Linked DNA regions of Homo sapiens: region 1 is linked to region 2. Evidence: chromatin loops called from intact Hi-C (ENCODE). Cell type or tissue: B cell. All regions are shown on one strand. Links, peaks and the distances in the headings refer to the core of each region. The heading gives the core; the rest is flanking DNA.

Evidence for each region. A loop is a pair of places that touch in the nucleus more often than their neighbours do. Peaks named below come from ENCODE experiments on the same cell type or tissue, not always from the same donor. Only the 100,000 strongest peaks of a DNase experiment are listed, where the experiment ranks them.
Region 1: a loop joins it to region 2, with 6 times the contacts of the local background. A loop is called at or near these places in 26 of 110 quality-filtered maps.

Annotation. Positions count from the first base shown.
Region 1 is chr4:39,352,095-39,354,909 of GRCh38, forward strand. The region is part of intron 1 of RFC1 (replication factor C subunit 1); the gene reads right to left. Among named protein-coding and RNA genes, the nearest start is that of RFC1, 13 kb to the right of the region's middle. RefSeq lists an enhancer at 2,001-2,050. In B cell, for the core only: no CTCF peak of the experiment used is centred there; a DNase peak (open chromatin) is centred at 1,517; H3K4me3 peaks cover 1,512 bases; H3K27ac peaks cover 2,500 bases.
Region 2 is chr4:39,445,763-39,448,577 of GRCh38, forward strand. It overlaps KLB (klotho beta), which reads left to right. Exons shown (of 5, transcript NM_175737.4): 4 at 570-1,713; 5 at 2,539-2,815. Among named protein-coding and RNA genes, the nearest start is that of RPL9, 12 kb to the right of the region's middle. RefSeq lists an enhancer at 1,367-1,556. In B cell, for the core only: a CTCF peak has its summit at 1,414; a DNase peak (open chromatin) is centred at 1,329; H3K4me3 peaks cover 1,322 bases; H3K27ac peaks cover 2,044 bases.

The DNA.
Region 1 (2,815 bases), core at 309-2,808, 93 kb before region 2:
AGTGGCAGTTACTTATTATTGATCATACATGCACATACACATACACATCCCATCATCCCAGGCATAGCTGGGGAGAAGACAAAGTTGGAGAATATGATCCTTGTCTGTGGAACATATACTCCAGTATGAAAGAATAACTCTCACAACCCTAATCATTCCTGGCAACTAAAAAGCTTCAAATTGTTTTCCTTTATATGATTTTTCAACATCCTGAAGAAAAAAAACCTTTGATGCTTATTACAATATGCTCTTTAATTACCCGTGTTAAACCACAGAATTCAAATTAATCACACTGAAACATTTACAATGTAATTTACAATTAAAATCACTCACTTTTCCTAACCTTTGCATAGTCTTCCCCACCTCTCTAAAATTTAGTTTAAGAAACTGTGGTATAGAGGAAAGGGAACAGACCTTAGAATCAGAAGCCTTAATTCAAATCTGTGCTCTAGTGCTTTTTAACTGTGTGATCTTGGGCAAGCTACTTTATCTGTTTTCTCCTCAGTAAAGTGGGACTAATACTGACCCTTTATGTGGATTAATTATGCATCTACCACAATTCTGGCCCAGTAAAAATCTTACCCTCACCTCATTTCTGAACTATCATCCCTTCATATTACTGAAACACTCTGTTTATCATTATCTCTGCTTATAGAGAAGGGTATAAGAAGAAAAAATAATGAGAATGTAGGATCTGAATTCCAAAGAACTGGATTTAAGAACCACCTGTATCATTTTCCCTCTTCCTATCCTTGATGGTTGTAATCACCAGTTTTTATCACTTTTTATCCCTACAACCTACCTCTCTTTATTGCCTGAGAGAAATGCCTATAAAAGTACTTTGTAAAGTGTTAAGAAAAGTTAGCAATTATTTCCTAGATCCTGACAATAATTGTCATACTCTTACAATGTCAAAAATCCCAAATAAGTGTGACACACACACACACACACACAAATAACTGTGGCTAAGCCAATAAACAAAGCAGATAATTGAAGTACATAGCATGTTAAATAATTTTTTTAAGGCCAAGTAAGGTAGCTCATGCCTATAATCCCAGTACTTTAGGAGGCCAATGCAAAAGGATCACTTGAGGCCAGGAGTTCAAGACCAGCCTGGTCAACATGGTGAAATCCCATTTCTACTAAAAATATGAAAATTAGCCAGGCACGGTGGTGCATGCCTATAATCCACCTGCTCTGAAGACTGGAGCACGAGAATCGCTTGAACCTGGGAGGCAGAAGTTGCAGTGTGGCGAGATTGTACCACTGCACTCCAGCCTGGGCGACAGAACGAGACTGTCTCAAAAAAAAAAAAAAAAAAAAAAATTAAAAAAAAAGATTAAAGACTTCTCTGGCTTTATATCCTCTTTTGTAAATCTCCTAGTTACAAATCCATCCTAATTAAGTCTAAGTTTAAAAGATACTGCTTACAGACTGGGTGTCTCAGCTATGAAACTGAGACATCTGTATCAGATGCTAAAGAGGAGAAGAACAATAAAGAAAACCACAGTCTTTCCTATAATTACAGAGAATCAAGTCTGAGGCTGACAACTACTTTATTGCTTCTGGAGCAAATGAGTTTCGTATCAGTTTCACTTTTGAAATTACACAGTGATTCTTCACTCAAACAATCATGACTGTTCTAAGTGAGCTCATAGATGGAAACATTTTAAAAATAAAAAGTAGTGATTGTTTAAACACATACACACAAAGACAGAGTGATAGTGCATGTGTGCCATGGAAATAACCAAACTGTAAATTAATAATCTGGTTAAAGCAAGTGGTGGTTTTCAACCTGTTTTCGGACCAAAAATGCTTAAAACTGAGAAGAGAAAGAAAACAAAATGTAATTCAGGAAACAGAGCCACTGTTAACACTGATCTGTCTGGTTTTTGTCTGTACAAAAATCTGCACTGCCACTCCTTAGCACTGTTACACCATTTCCTCCCTACGTAATTATTTCCACTCACATCCTCCTTTCTTTCCCTTTGCATTACTTTACCCTACTCCCCTAAACTCCCCCACACTCTGATGGCAACGTAAGAGTTAAAGAAATTGCAGCATCGTAACCTAACTCAGTATACACTAAAAATCAAAGCTTTTAGAAAATAATTTTCATCAGAATGGAAGCCATTCTACTCATACTTTTTTAGAACTATCTCCAGTGTGAGCAGCCATCTGAGGTATAAACATCTAAGAGGCAAAGGTCAGCAATTTGTCCTTAATTTATAGCACGTGACTTCACCTGACTGTTCCAATTAACATTTGCTGTCCAGTGTTCTAGACCTTCAAAGACTTCATGAAATGCAGAAAAACAAGTCTAACTCCCAAATAATGAATCTAAACACTTCTCTTGCCTGCACAGAATAATTCTTGTTGAGCATATGAGTGGAGAAAGGAACAAATATTTAAATTTATTTTTCAATCTTGGCAAGTAGAAGTCCCTCAAAGCAGAACATCAAGGCCAGAAACCATCCCTAAAGAAAGGCAGATTTTACTACACAAAAAGTGCCATAAACAAAGTTAAAATGCAAGCAACAGAGCTGGGCACTGTGGTGCACACCTACAGTCCCAGGTACCAGACAGGCTGAGACAAGAGGATTGCTTGAACCCAGGAGTTCAAGTTCAGCCTGGACAACATAGTGAAACTATCTCAAAAAAAAAAAAAAAAAAAAAAAAGCAACTAACTTAAAAACATCTACAACAGGCTGGACACAGTGGCTCACGCCTGTAATCCCGGCACTTTGGAGGCCGAGGCAGTTGGACTGCTTGAGACCAGCAGTTTGAGACCAGCCTGGCCAATACAGCAAAACCC
Region 2 (2,815 bases), core at 122-2,621:
CTGCCCGCCTCAGCCTCCCAAAGTGCTAGGATTACAGGCATGAGCCACCGCGCCCGGCCTGGATTTTTTAAATACAAGTTAGAAATTTGCATTCAGCAAAAGCAAGGGGTCATTGCCTACCCCACCGCACCAGCCTTTTTAAGGAATTGTGCCTGGGGTCAACCTCCTCTTCTCAGTGAAATCTCTACAACAGGAATTTCAACTTTGTCTTCAATTTATGGCAGGGTTTAGAATCTCTTTTGTAATTGCTTTTAATTGAGTGTACCAAGCCAATTTCCTGATGCATTTGAACAGAATCACTTCAAACCCCACCATATATAACCTAGGGTTTAAAGTTAAATGAACTGGAAAATGGCTTCCCAATGTTTTCTCAAACAACTTGTTTTCCAAGCCAGGACCTGGGTGTGGCTCCTTCTCTGTTTTCTGGTCTCCTTGGGAGATTTCAAGGGCTGGAATAGGCCTGGCGTGGTGGCCTGTAATCCCAGCACTTTGGGAGGCAGAGGTAGGCAGATCACTTGAGCCTCCATCTGCCAGCGCATGCTTGACCTAAATGAGCTTGTTTTTCACAGCCCGAGTCTGTGGCTTCGTCCCCACAGTTCAGCGATCCTCATCTGTACGTGTGGAACGCCACTGGCAACAGACTGTTGCACCGAGTGGAAGGGGTGAGGCTGAAAACACGACCCGCTCAATGCACAGATTTTGTAAACATCAAAAAACAACTTGAGATGTTGGCAAGAATGAAAGTCACCCACTACCGGTTTGCTCTGGATTGGGCCTCGGTCCTTCCCACTGGCAACCTGTCCGCGGTGAACCGACAGGCCCTGAGGTACTACAGGTGCGTGGTCAGTGAGGGGCTGAAGCTTGGCATCTCCGCGATGGTCACCCTGTATTATCCGACCCACGCCCACCTAGGCCTCCCCGAGCCTCTGTTGCATGCCGACGGGTGGCTGAACCCATCGACGGCCGAGGCCTTCCAGGCCTACGCTGGGCTGTGCTTCCAGGAGCTGGGGGACCTGGTGAAGCTCTGGATCACCATCAACGAGCCTAACCGGCTAAGTGACATCTACAACCGCTCTGGCAACGACACCTACGGGGCGGCGCACAACCTGCTGGTGGCCCACGCCCTGGCCTGGCGCCTCTACGACCGGCAGTTCAGGCCCTCACAGCGCGGGGCCGTGTCGCTGTCGCTGCACGCGGACTGGGCGGAACCCGCCAACCCCTATGCTGACTCGCACTGGAGGGCGGCCGAGCGCTTCCTGCAGTTCGAGATCGCCTGGTTCGCCGAGCCGCTCTTCAAGACCGGGGACTACCCCGCGGCCATGAGGGAATACATTGCCTCCAAGCACCGACGGGGGCTTTCCAGCTCGGCCCTGCCGCGCCTCACCGAGGCCGAAAGGAGGCTGCTCAAGGGCACGGTCGACTTCTGCGCGCTCAACCACTTCACCACTAGGTTCGTGATGCACGAGCAGCTGGCCGGCAGCCGCTACGACTCGGACAGGGACATCCAGTTTCTGCAGGACATCACCCGCCTGAGCTCCCCCACGCGCCTGGCTGTGATTCCCTGGGGGGTGCGCAAGCTGCTGCGGTGGGTCCGGAGGAACTACGGCGACATGGACATTTACATCACCGCCAGTGGCATCGACGACCAGGCTCTGGAGGATGACCGGCTCCGGAAGTACTACCTAGGGAAGTACCTTCAGGAGGTGCTGAAAGGTAAGGGCGGGGCCCCTTCAGACACAGGGCAGAGCGAGATTCCTGTTACCTGACAAGAACAAAGAATGGGAGCAGCAGGCTGGTGCCTGACAGCATCCAATTTGTGGCACCCAAGTCCTGTCAATTGAATTTTGTCCTGAAAACTGGCCTATGGGATTTTTGAAAAAATTTTAAAATCATAAAAGTAACACACACCAATTATAGAAAACTGGGCACGTGGAGAAGTTTTTAAAAAATCACCTGAAATCTCACTCCCCAGGATAAACAGTCACTATTTTGGGTTACTTATTTTCACCATGCTTGCTAGGCTTTAAAAAAATGGTTGTGGGTAAACAGGTGTATAAATTTATGGGATGCATGAAATGTTTCGATACAAGCATGCAATGTGAAATAACCACATCATGGTAGCTTAAGCGAGCGACAGTGAGTGAGTGGGTAAAACCAACTGTGATTCCTGGGCTGCACCAAGAGCACATCTGAGGTTCACAATCAGGCCAAATAGGCAACGTTTTTCTGCTTGTGACCCTTTAAACAAAAGTGACAACCTTCATTGCTCTGCTCCTTAAATTTGCTTTTTCCTCCAAGAGTTTTTGGATTATTTATGGATCAAGTTTCACTACAAATTTTTCAGACTTAAATTATACATATTTTCACCTTCTCCTTTACATAGATCATAAAAGAATAAATGTCAAAAAAAACCCTCTAATAAAAATCACTACCTTTATTATGGGCATAATTTTAGCTTGTTTCAATGAAAACTAAATTCTTCCTCAAAGATACTTCATAGTCCATTTGTGATTAATGTTAATTTCTTATCTTTTTCAGCATACCTGATTGATAAAGTCAGAATCAAAGGCTATTATGCATTCAAACTGGCTGAAGAGAAATCTAAACCCAGATTTGGATTCTTCACATCTGATTTTAAAGCTAAATCCTCAATACAATTTTACAACAAAGTGATCAGCAGCAGGGGCTTCCCTTTTGAGAACAGTAGTTCTAGATGCAGTCAGACCCAAGAAAATACAGAGTGCACTGTCTGCTTATTCCTTGTGCAGAAGAAACCACTGATATTCCTGGGTTGTTGCTTCTTCTCCACCCTGGT